2 separate regions of the Homo sapiens genome follow, and region 2 is linked to region 1. A link is a contact called in ENCODE Hi-C or POLR2A ChIA-PET data. All regions are on one chromosome and are shown on one strand. Each heading gives the region's core, a stretch centred on a gene start or an enhancer-like site at or near the end of the contact. The rest is flanking DNA. Distances are from core to core; before and after follow the strand shown.

What was found. A loop is a pair of places that touch in the nucleus more often than their neighbours do. ChIA-PET counts read pairs that join two places held with the same protein, here RNA polymerase II (POLR2A).
Region 2: a map of gastrocnemius medialis shows a loop between it and region 1 (12-fold over the local background). The contact joins two enhancer-like sites. A Hi-C loop is called at or near these places in 2 of 168 maps with a recorded cell type or tissue (gastrocnemius medialis and heart left ventricle). POLR2A ChIA-PET finds 5 or more read pairs at or near these places in 2 of 52 experiments (K562 and Panc1).

Annotation. Positions count from the first base shown.
Region 1 is chr2:110,944,874-110,951,345 of GRCh38, forward strand. The region is part of intron 12 of ACOXL (acyl-CoA oxidase like); the gene reads left to right. Among named protein-coding and RNA genes, the nearest start is that of ACOXL-AS1, 170 kb to the right of the region's middle. Within about 2 kb of position 3,563, at least 3 of the 41 ENCODE cell types and tissues checked have a DNase peak (open chromatin) inside an H3K27ac peak, as active enhancers do.
Region 2 is chr2:110,990,743-110,997,214 of GRCh38, forward strand. ACOXL (acyl-CoA oxidase like) reads left to right here. Exons shown (of 18, transcript NM_001142807.4): 14 at 5,151-5,262. Among named protein-coding and RNA genes, the nearest start is that of ACOXL-AS1, 120 kb to the right of the region's middle. Within about 2 kb of position 3,314, at least 8 of the 41 ENCODE cell types and tissues checked have a DNase peak (open chromatin) inside an H3K27ac peak, as active enhancers do.

The DNA.
Region 1 (6,472 bases), core at 2,313-4,812:
TCTAGGTTGAATGGTAATTCTGTTTTAAGTTCGTTGATAAATTACCAAACTGCTTTTCACAGTGGCTGAACCAATTTACATTCCCACCAGCAGTGTATAAGTGTTCCCTTTTCTCTGCAACCTTGCCAGCATCTGTTATTTTTTTGACTTTTTAACAATAGCCATTCTGACTGGTGTAAGATGGTATCTCATTGTGATTTTAATTTGCATTTCTCTAATGATTAGTGATGTTGAGCATTTTTTCATATGCTTGCTAGCTGCATGTATGTCTTCTTTGAAAAGTGTCTGTTCATGTCCTTTGCCCACTTTTTAACAGAATTGTTTGGTTTTTACTTGTTAATTGTTTAAGTTCCTTCTGGATGTTAGACCTTTGTTGAATGCATAGTTGGCAAATATTTTCTCCCATTCTGTAGGTTGTCTGTTTACTCTGTTGATAGTTTCTTTTGCTGTGCAAATGCTCTTTCATGTAATTAGGTCTCATTTGTCAACTTTTTTTTTTTTTTTTTTACAATTGCTTTGGCATCTTTGTCATGAAATCTGTGCCAAGGCCTATGTCCAGAATGGCATTTCCTAGGTTATCTTCCAGGGTTTTTATAGTTTTAGGTTTTATATTTAATCTTTAATCCATCTTGAGTTGATTTTTGTATATGCTGTAAGGAACGGGTCCAGTTCCAATCTTCTGCATATGGCTAGCCAGTTATTTCAGCAGCATTTATCGAATAGACAGTCTTTTCCTCATTGCTTGTTTTTGTCATCTTTGTCGAAGATCAGGTGATCAGAGGTGTGTGGCCTTCTTTCTGGGCTCTCTATTCTGTTCCATTGGTCTATATGTCTGTTTTTGTACCAGTACCATGCTGCTTTGGTTACTGTAGCCTTGTAGTATCATTTGAAGTTAAATAATGTGATGCCTTCAGCTTTGTTCATTTTGCTTAGGATTGCCTTAGCTATTCAGGCTCTCTTTGGTTCCGTATGAATTTTAAACTAGTTTTTTTTTTTCTAATTCTGTGAAGAATGTCATTGGTAGTTTCATAGGAATAGCGTTGAATCTGTAAATTGCTTTGGGTAATATGGCCATTTTAACACTATCAATTCTTTCAATCCATTAGCATGGAATGTTTTTCCAATTGTTTGTGTCATCTCTGATTTCTTTGAGCAGCGTTTTGTAATTCTTATTGTAGAGATCTTTCACCTTCCTGGTTAGCTGTATTCCTTTTTGTGGCATCACGTTTTGTGGCATAACATGTGAACGTTAGCTTTATTCTTTTTGTGGCAATTGTGAATAGCACTGCCTTTCTGATTTGGCTCTCAGTTTGAACGTTGCTGGTGTATAGATGCTACTGATTTTTGTACATCAATTTTCTATCCTGAAACTTTGCTGAAGTTGTTTATCAGCTCTAAGAGCTTTTGGGTAGATCCTACGAGGTTTTATATATCTAGAATTATGTTATCTGCAAACAGAGATAATTTGACTTCTGCCCTTTCTATTTGGATGCCTTTTATTTCTTTCTCTTGCCTGATTGCTGTGGCTAGGATTTCCAGTACTATGCTGAATATAAGTGGTGAGAGTGGCATCCTTGTCTTGTTCTGGTTCTCAGGGGGAATGGTTTCAGCTTTTGCCCACTCAGTATGAAGTTGAGAGCCATATCTTAAACCCAGAGACTATGTCCAAACTCATGCTCCAAACCATTTTGCCATATGAAAATTGAGTTGTGTTGGCTTCTGCCCTCTCTGCTTCAGAAAATAGTAGAGTCCTCCTTAATGGGATGAGCACAGTTTGGCTCTAACTTGTAATTTTCCAACTATCTGAATTTGGGTAAGTCCTCACTTCCCAAGCCTCAGTTTCCAGGTGTCCATAGACATGCTTTGCTGAGCTGCCCCGTGGTTAGTGTTAGCTGGAGGGGACCTTCTCATGGCGGTGGAAGTCAGCCACCAGGACCAGACCCTTCTTTTCCTATTAGTCTTTCTGAGATTTCCTGCTGTTTCCCCCTGTTGTCCAGCTGAGAGAAGTGAGGTGGGATTTGGTTAAATTACTCACCCCAGTCCCCTTTGGTGAGTCAAGGAGAGGCTGGAACTGGAGTTGGCAGAACTCTGCTCTTGGCGTGCAGCTGTGACATTCCCAGTGGCCAGTGCTTCATGCTTACACATGTTCTGCATTTCAGCCTCTAATCGCAGTATGTAAGGGGAGAATCAAACTGACCTCCTTTGAACGTGTTGAAAACCCTTCACCTGCCCTTGTGGGAACACTGCCTGAGAGCCGAACTCTGCTGGCTCTGATTAGTCATGTGACGCAGGCCTGGCAGTTTCGCTTCGTTTCCCACTTTCTTGCTTTAAGGATTGGGTGGGGTCAACCAAGTTCTTCAGACTGTTGATATTTAGTTCTGCTTTCACATTGCCTCTTTTCTCCATATTCAAGCAAACCTAGATTGAATTTCTAAAATCCTGAGAGAATAATAGGGGAAACAGCCCTGGATCTTGCATTTCTGCCTTACAGTGGAGAGGGGGCATTCTAAGAGATGGGACAGGTCCCTTGTCATGGAAGGGGAGCTGCTGGCTTTGGTGTGGTTGGAATCTCATGGTCAGGGCTCTGTGATCTTGGACTTTACCACTGGGAGCCTCAGTTTCCTTCTCTCTTAAGGCCCAGAACATGGTAGATATTCAATAAAACTTGATTCTCTTTCCTTTCCCTTTTGCTGGTTGTAGTAACAGATCACACTGAAAGATCCGAACTCTTTCCCCTTCCCTTCTCCCCCTCTGCCTCCAGGACCCATTAGACATGGGAGCTGCCTGGTTGGGGTTCCTTGGGTGTGGCTTGGGACCATGGAAGAAAGCCATCTTCTCGGCCACTGCTGACACCAAAGCATGGGGGTCTACAGGTCTGGGACCAGAACACACCACAGGGTCTCCACTGCCCCTCCACTTGGGAGAGCTGGAACTCAAGCCCAGCTGCTGGCCTTGGCCCTGCACAACCACATTCTTTACAAGGACCTCCTGCAGTGTCTCCTGGCCCTTGTGTTACCTGAGCCCGGATGCCCATGGCCAGGGCCGGTGCCCTCCATCTTGGCTCCTTTGAAACCAACACTAGAAGGTGCCACTCTCGTGTCACCGTGCCCTCAGGGCCAGTCTCCACAGCAGGACTTTGTCTTCCCACATCAGTGGAGACCCTTCTCATCTCTGCCCCCAGCTGCCCTGTTTCTCCTCAGTGCGTTCCAGAATTTCACAAAGAAGAACAGAAACAGCCAAAGCAGGGTGAAAAAAATATCTACAAAATTGGAGCGCAGTGAAGTCTCGAAAAAGCTCTGCAACCTAGCACAATGATAAGGTTATCAGCAAACATGCACTGATCCCTCCTTTCACGTTAGACGCAGAGCTGCTCTTTGCTGCTTGGAGATGTAATCCATCCGGGCAGCGACTGAGCGATTATATTTAATGATTGCATAGGGAACGCTGAAGCAATTCCAAGTGTTTGTAAATTTTTTCAGAAAGTGATGTGAGGCAGAGCCCTCTGCTTATTCAGTAGACTTTGTCCCAGGACTAACTCCTCAGGGACATTCAACACCACCTCATTTATCTGGCATCAGCCAACCCTTGGAACAGAGCCAAGGCCTGAAATAAACAAAACAGATCTCTGGGAATCACAAAGAGATGTTGCAAAGCCCACGTACTGGAGCTCAAGCCCTTACTCCACTCCTGAAGGAGCCTGTGGCCTCTGTTCCTGCTTGTTCCATGTGGCTTCTGGTTTCTGTGGGCTGTAGAGGAAGGGCAGAGGGATTGTGAATGTAGACAGCTAAGACCACTCAGGAGCCAGGGACCAAGGAAGATCCAGAAGAACTAAAAAAAAAAAAAAAAAAAAAAAAATAGACTGAAAAATCCAAAAGCACAGTGGGCTCCTGCTCAGCCCTAGGCGGGACTCGAAGCTCGTCTGGAACAGTCCTCCAGGCAAAGTGGGCACCAGGCAAGCAGCAGACTGGTGCGAGCAGAGACAGTCATTCGGGGGTCTCCCCTCCAACCTGGATGCTGCAGAGTTACTATTCATTGGAATAACATAGATGGTGTTTGTTTAAATACCTCACAGCAACCCCCGAGACACGTACATTTCACTACAGACCAGTAGGTCAGCTTGACTTAGATCTGATGTGGCAGAGGCCCTTTTGCTCCCTATACAATTTCTTAAGAAGCAGAACCATGAAAAATTCTGGCTGGTGCTTGGGTCATGAATAGCTGAGTCCAGCTGGCTGGGATTGCATTTGTGGGCAGGACAGGGTCGAGCTGAGCTTCACCATAATGCCAAGTGACTTGTGGGTAGGGTGGAAGAAGTTCAGGCATGGTCCATACTCAGAGGGTCCAAGGCTGGATCTGGCAAACCTCCCAAGAAGGATCTGTCTGGGGTCCAAGTGTCAGTAAGGCCCCCTAGTAGAAGGGCCTTCTCAGTGGTTACTGTGACAACTTTATCAGCCAGACTCTTTGCTCAAGAGTCTCATTTTTCCCGGGCATCAACTGGTTTCTGACCAACTCCCTTTCTATTTTATTGGTCAGAGATCTCTTTCTCTGGAAGGGTTGAGAGCCATCAAGAAAAAACCCCAAAGTTCTGGGGCTCTGGATTAAAGCCTAGGCTTCCCCTTTCCTCTGCTGTTACTTTCTGAGAATTCTGCTGACCCTAACCTATTTGGCTATAGGGATTTACAAAGACAGACGATAAAAATCACCTTGTGATTATAAATGATTCAACTTTGAAAGAACCTTGCTCCAAGATTAGAGGAATCAGCTCTTATTTTTTTTTAAAAAAATCATTTTTGACTCCCTGACATTCTCTTGAGTCCCTGCTATGAAGAAGCACTAGGGACATGTATAGATGCTGCCACCTTTAATCCTCCAATAGTCCTGTGAGTAGGAGTTATTATCCTTATAGTTTTCCCATGGAAGGACGAACAAGGCCAGAAGTGAGATGTTATTTCTCCAAATCTACTGAAAGACAGAGGCAAAGGTTCTACAGGCCTTCCAAACTAAGGCTATTATCCCTAATTCAGGACCTTGTCCCCTTTTTTGGCAGGTGATAACTTTCTTCCCTGGCCCTCTGGGTTCCATGTTAATGAATGTTCTACACTTAACCCTCATTTAACATAAGTCCTTGGCTTTTAAACAATCCTCTGTCTTTTTTTTATTTTTATTTTTATTTTATGTTATTTTATTATTATTATACTTTAAGTTTTAGGGTACATGTGCACAATGTGCAGGTTAGTTACATATGTACACATGTGCCATGCTGGGATAGCATTAGGAGATATACCTAATGCTAAATGACGAGTTAATGGGTGCAGCACACCAGCATGTCTTTTGATGTTAATTTGTGGTTACTGGAAAAAATCGCTCCCCAGTGAGAAAGTCCGTATGTCATCTTTGTGAGTGTCCTAGGTTAGTAGGTCCTATCTTGTCAGGCAAATTAGAGGGGGAAAGTAGCCAGCAGTAAAACTGACCTTCATCACTGATAAGGAAAAGAGAGATTGCTAAAATGACCCAGGGATAATCCATTTTATTTGGCAACATTCCTTTGAGGGTCTCAGCCCAAAATTTTTAACGGCATAAACAAGGCAATTATAAATTTCATAAGGAATGGATAGCGGCCAGACATATTAGAGAATAATGGACAGAACTGGCATAGATCCTGGGCCAATTTGCCAAATTTTGATCCACGGTATGTTGTTTAACTTTCTCATTTTACTCTCCCTTGGGCCAGTTCAGTCCAGAAGGATTCACCCCATATCCCAGCAAGGAAACAAGAAGGTTGGTGGCAGGGAGATGAAGTTTTACAAGTTGACTTCTGAATTTGTGATCATCTTACATCTTAGTTAAGATTATTTTGGATGCAAATAAAAGAGATCAATTATAAACTTTCTCCAGCAAGAATGAAGAATCAATCTTAAGGAGGAAGGGTGGGGGGTGGAGAGAGAGAGAGAGAGAGAGAGAGGGAAGTTCTGGAATTTAGCTCTCATGAGAACCAGGGACTGGGAAGGGGTCTGGAGTCCCCGAATCTGTGCTAGAGGGTCTCTCTCTCTCTCATAGTCTGAGCCTTTGCACCTCTTGGTGTCTGCCCATTCTTGCTCTTCTCTGCATTTGTGACTGTCCATTTGGAATTTATAGCATCTCTTTTCCAGCCACACTCTGAGATGGTGTTTCTCAGATCAAATGCTGAATCTGCATCTCAGTTGAGTCAGAGTCCTCTCCAACTCAGCCACTTCTGGTTAGGGAATGGGGTCACGTGTTATGAACGTGCCAGCGGACGTCCCATCTCTGTAGGTGCTAAGACAGTTCCCAAAAAATAGCAGCTGAGTAGATATCTATTATAAAGTGTGTGGTAGTTTTGAAAATATTTTCTAATACTTTGAAGCTGGTGTATAGAAATGGAGTTTAATTTTGTATGTTGATCTTATAATCAACAACCTAGTTAAAGTGCCATATTAATTCTAACGATCTGTTT
Region 2 (6,472 bases), core at 2,064-4,563, 46 kb after region 1:
GCATCTGTTGAAACGATCATATATTTCTTCTTCATTTTGTTAGTTTGGTGAATAATTTTTGCCGATCATCTAATGTTAAACTACCCTTGCATGCTTAAGAAACACTCAATTTTGTTATGCTGTATTATCATATTTATATTTTCTTGGATTTGGCTTGTTAGTATTTTTTAGGGGGAGGAGATTGTATATTTATGGTTTTCCATTCTTGTACATGCCTGATTTAGATTTATGTCAAAGTTTTACATCTCTCATAGAGTTATTTTGGGGGGAGTGGTTTCTTATTCTGTGAAAGAATTTGATAATTCATCAAATTTGAAAATAATCCGGGCTTGGCGAGTAAACTATTTAATTAGCTTAATTGTTTAAAGCCTAGGCTTTTCTTTTCATGTTAGTTTAAGTAAATTGTATTTTTCTAGGAATTTATTCATTTGGTTTTGATTTTATTGGTATAAGTTTTTATGTGTACTATTCTATCATTACCTTTTTAACTTCTGCTAGATCTGTAGTTGTGTCTCATTTGTCATTCCTAAAATGCCTTCTTATGCTTTCTCCTTTCTTTGTTGTTGTTGCTCAGTCTCATTCAGATGTTTGACTGGTTTATTGTTATTTTTCAAACAACTGATTTTTCCCTTTGATCCTTTGTGTCATACCTTTCTTTTCTATTTCATTGATTTATGCTCATGAATGTATTGTCTCCTATATTATACTTTTAGAGAGCTTGTTATGCTTTTTTCTTTTGTGTATTTTTTAATTATTATTTTTTTGAATGAGATTATTGGTCCCTCAAACCAAAAGTATTGAACTAGTTTCTAAGGAAACTATTCATTAGAAAATAGAATCTCACAATCCTGATTAAACACATGGAAAACACAGTAAATGATGGCCTGGGATTCTTTATAGCCATTGGGATGACGTGAAATTGAGAAATCTGTTATCTGTCTTTTTTTTTCCTTTTTTTATTGCTGCTCAGGACCCTGTTTATTCAAACTGTGGTCCATCTTAAAGCTTGAAAACACGAGCTCCTACATGTTAGGACTGTTTCACTGGAGTCTCTGTTAGTTTAAATGTCTCCATTTGTCTTCATACTAGAGCTAGTGGGTCTTCCTAATATTTCTAGCTGTTGAGTAGGACGTTTACAGTATGGTTAGCTTTTTCCTCCAATGTATTAGTTTGAAAATTGTCCAACATATTAAGGAGTTGAAAGAATAGTACGACTCCCCACCAGAATCAGTTCCATCCTTGCAGGAAACTTGTTCCCCAACTGGCCACAAATCATCTGCCCTTTCGTTTCTTTTTCAGATAGCAAAGCAGGGCTTGATTCCATCATTTTGGAAGCACGACACGCTCTCACCCATATGCAAATCTATATCCCTAGCACATTTTCCAGCACAGAGTTGAGATGTGCCAAAGGCAGTATTCCAAATGTAAATATTTGGAAAGTTCCAGTCCATTTATTTTTGTCTCAGTTATTAACCTCCAAAACAGTGTACATCTGTCTCCCACACATCTAGGTTTTACTGATTCAGTCCCTGTGTTTATCTACTTAAATCCCGAAACTTTACTTACTCTGACTTTATATGAAGGAAAGCCTTTGTCATCAAAGTGTTTTCAGCACTCACTGTGTACCGGGCACTTCTCTAAGCATTGGTGATCAGCAGTTACTAGGGGCTCTGTCTTCATGGAGTCTGCACTCCGAGAGCAGTAGGATAGTAGGCATAGTGACAGCCCTGAGAAAGGTACTCTTGAGCAGGTGGGGACCTGAGGAAAGATGGGCTGAGAACTTCCTGGTACCCTTAAATCCCTCCAGTGGGCACCCATTTGTCCGCACAGTAACTACCCCTCATTTCGGCCTGGAAGGAGTCAGTCATGGTACTGAAAAGCCTCCATGGGACGAGGTAAGGCAGATGGAGCATGGCAGGGAGAGGAGCCCTGAAAGGAAGTGGCTTTGAAAGGGGGTTGTACCTGGCTCTGCAGATAGCCCCATTCAGCTCTGGCTTGTCCCTGCAAGGGTTGTCTCTCTTCCTCCTGCATGGTAGCCTGCCACTGGGGCCCCTCCCACTCTCATCAGCCTGTGGACCTTTAGGAGGTGGTGGTAGATGTCCAGGAAAGTCAAGATTTTGCCTTGCACCCAACGTGTTTTTCTACATTATGCTGTAAAATTTACAAATATTCAGCAAAGTTGAAATAATTTTACAGGAAGCATTTATGTACAAACCATGGAGATTCTATCAACCTATTACTGTACCTGCTATATCACTATCATATCTATGGATCTGTGTATGGAACTCACCCATCCATTCACCTTCTCTTTTTGATCCATTTCAAAATAAACTGTAGACATCAGCACATTTCTAAATAATTTAGCATGAGCGTCATTAACTACAGTTACATATTTAGTTATAGTTCTTCTTATGTTGAATTTACGTACAATAAAATGCACAAATCTTAAGTGTACATTCACTGAGTTTTGACACATGCATAAACCTATGTAACCAAACTCATATTAAGATACAGATCATCACTCCAGAAAGTTCTTTCATGCCCCTTCTTGGACAATCTCACTACGCAGATACAGCCACTCTTCTGATATTTTCCCACCACAGATTAGTTTTTCTATACTAGAACTTCACATAAACAGAACCAGGCAGTATGTACTCTTTTGTAGCTGCCTCGTGAAATTGGCATAATACTTTTTGACATTCACCCATGTTGTTGTGTGTATTAGTTTGTTTCTTTTCATTATTGTAGTATTTTACTTTATGGATATAGTAGAATCATTCTCTTATGGATGAATAGACACCTGGGATGTTTGCTGTTTCTCACTTCTGTGAGTAGAACCGCTATGAGCATTCTTGTATAACCTTTTTTGTGAGCATATGTTTTTATTTCTCTTAGGCAATTAGTAGGAGTGAAACTGCTAGATCATAGGGTATGTGTTCATTTATTTTTATCAGAAACTGTGACAACATTTTGCAAAGAGATTTCACCATTTTACACTCCCATCAGCAAGCATGAGAGTTCTGGTTTCTCCAGATCCTGGGCAACACTTGATGTCAGTGTACTTAATTGTAGTCATTCTGGTGGATGTATAATGCTACCTCACTATGGTTTCCGTTTGCATTTCCCTGATGTCTAATGATACTTATTTTAATTTAATTTAAACTTTATTTAAAAATAGAGTCATTTGGATCTTCTTGTAAAATACACAGTTACAAGGAGGTTGCCTTTAGCAATGTTTCTATTTTTAAAGAAAGTCTGCACACTCTACTGCACTGGGCAGGCTCCTAGACCTACATGACATGTGACTCACATGACTCAGCGAGTGGGTGAGATCCCCTTCCTGCAGCACGTGCAGTTCACAATCTCAGGTGGACAAACATGTTCTACAGTCTGAATTCCAGGGAAGCTAATTTCCAATATCAGCCCCTGGAATGACTAAAACATACTTTTCAATAATATATGAAAGCTTTTTACATCTTTCATTAAATAGACTGAGGCAGAAACCCAAACTTCTTAAAGCCCAGATTCAGAATAAACATTGACATCTTTTAAATGTCCCGGTAATTGGCATGTAAATACTTTCCTCTTCCCTGTCTAAATGGAGGGTGATTATTAATTCAGCACTTGGCATCTCAAAAGCACTGCGTCAATTGCTTCTTAACGTTTCTCTCGTGCCTTCTGATTGAGCAACAACAGCCACTTGGGTTTTTTTTTAGTTAATATGAATTTAAGTTATTTGAGTCTTGTAATAACTTACTTCCTCAGGAAGTGGGGAAAGGGGAGGGCAAGAGGTGGCTGTGCTATGGGAAACCCTAAGTGTGAATTAACCCTTCCCCTGGTTGTCTAGGTTATCTAAAGGTTCATGGTGGGTCCATAAAATTGGCATGAAATAGAGTTTCATGATGAAAAGCTCACGAGCTTTTAATTGTGAACTTGGTTGTTTTGAGTCTGTGCTTACCTCTCTTAACTCCTCTGTGCCTCAGTTTCCTCATTTGCCAAATGGGAAAGATGGGAATTGCTGCCTGCTGAAGAAAGCTACCATCTCTGTAGCACATCCTCCCCTGTGCTTGCACACAGCCCTATCACTTCCCTCCAGGGTGCCTCTTGCTTTAAATGCTGATGTTCCCCAACAAAACCTGAGCTTGACTGAGTTCTGCCTGTGTGACCTTGAGCAAGTTACCAAATCTTGCTAAGCCTCAGTTTCCTAAACTCTACATTGGATAATTATAGTATTCTAGAATTATCGAGAAAATTGAATAATTCACAGCAGATAATGAACACAATTCCTGATATATAATATATTTAATAAGTATTATTAATTGATAAATATTTTGTAATAGATATATTTGATTATTAATATCCAATTATAATAATTATAATAAATGCCCAGCAGTGGTTATTATAAACTCACTTGATAGAGCTGTATAGTGGTTGAGTTATTATTATAAACTCACTTGACAGAATTGTATAATGGGGGCCAGGCACAGTGGCTCATGCCTGTAATCCCAGCACTTTGGGAGGCTGAGGTGGGCAGATCACTTGAGGTCAGCAGTTCAAGACCAGCCTGGCCAATATGGTGAAACCCTGTCTCTACTAAAAATACAAAAATTAGCCAGGCACAGTGGCATGTGCCTGTAATCCCCACTACTCAGGAAGCTGAGGCATGAGAATCACTTGAACCCAGGAGGTGGAGGTTGCAGTGAGCCGAGATCGTGCCACTGCACTCCAGCCTGGGAAACAGAGTGAGACTCTGTCTCAAAAAAAAAAAAAAAAAAAGAATTGTATAATGATTGAGTTATACATGAATTGTATAATGGTTGATTATACTTGACAGAAATTACATTGCTGTTAACTAAGAAAGACTATGTAAAATATTGAACACTACTTATAATACAATAGTAAGTGGAACAATTAGGAAACCAAATCATCTCTATACCACAAGGACAACCACCTAGAATAAACTAGAGCTAAGATTACCGAAAAGAATTATGAATACAGTCAGTGAGAGATGGGATGGGGAGATTATGTCTATTGACACTATTTTTCTACAGAAAAAAATAGTTTTAAAAAACAAACCTACTCTATTTCTTTCAAATGAAATTCTTGGTGAGGCCAAAATAATAATGATGGTCACCGTGATTTTCTTTCAGTTTCCTGGCATTTAACATGGACACAGTTGATGATCTCGCCTTTCTGTTGAAAGCAGTGAAATTTCGTGAAAGGGTTCTTCAGCGGGGTTTGGTGGCCAGAATTTATTATAAGGTAAAGATACACTGTGTTATATTTTTCCTTTTGACATGTGTTTAAGGGATATCCTTGCTGGTGAACTATCTGTTAAGTTTAGTAGAGGATGAGTCAGCCTAATGACAAGCTCCTGGAAGCGGCTAGAGTTCCTACGGGCCATTTTGCATGATACCGTTGCTTGCTCTAGAGGCCAGGATGCTTCTGTTTAACCCCCTTTATGTCATCTTGTAGAATTCCACCTGCAGGCATCATGTGGCTGCCATGGGAGTTGATGAGTGGTGTAATTTTCAGCCCTTATCAAAGTTGAAAAATCATTGTTTTATGTGTATAAAGAGTACATCGTTCTCTAAGACAGGGAGGGGAACTGCCTCAGGCATATGTAAAAATTAACATTGGGTTAGTCTAAGATGCATTCTGTCTCCTATTAAAATACCTGTAAAGCTCTGCAAAAGCATAAAACCTTGTGTCAGCATTGATAGAAATCTAGAGGAAATTTCCACCAAGTACAGTGCCAGTGGGGTTAGTTTGAGGGATCACTGTCCACCCTAGCAATATCTGTTTCATCTTCTGATCCGGCACAGAATAGCCAATGGAACCCCAGGAGAAGGCTTTACTGCTCCTATTCTATGTCCAGGCCAGGGGCTCAGGGCTACCATAACAAGAGTCCAGGTTGCTTCTCTCCTTCTGCATGGGAATTAGGTTCCAAGCCAGCCAGAATTGGATTCCTGCAATTCTCCCCTTCCAGTTCACCCCTTTTTATATGAATTTCAAGGTCATGTCTCCTAGTACAACACAGCAGGGGTAGAAGGGAAGAGGATGGATGGTACATGGGAATGGGTATTCTCTTAGGAAATGCTTTGGAAACAGAAGTGCCCTGGAAGCAGAAAGCAGCCAAGATCCACCCTCGTGGAACAAAGCCACACTGGATGAGAACCTGCAGGAAGCCAGGCTAGGAATTGTGTAAATCAATTTTTCCCCCAGGCGTAGATCTGAGGTGAGGCTGTGCCAGACCCCACAAACGCATTCAGTTGGGTTTAAATCACTCCACATATCCTCCACATATCAAACATGGAGCCAGCCAAAATAAGAGATGGATATATCCAAAAGGAAAAATGCTACAGCTGCGGTGAAGAGCAGAATTAACAAGGGAGAAAATGCAATCTGTAAACTGTTTTCGAAGACTATAGAAGAAAAGGCTAAAGACAAAACGATAAGAGAAGAAAACAGA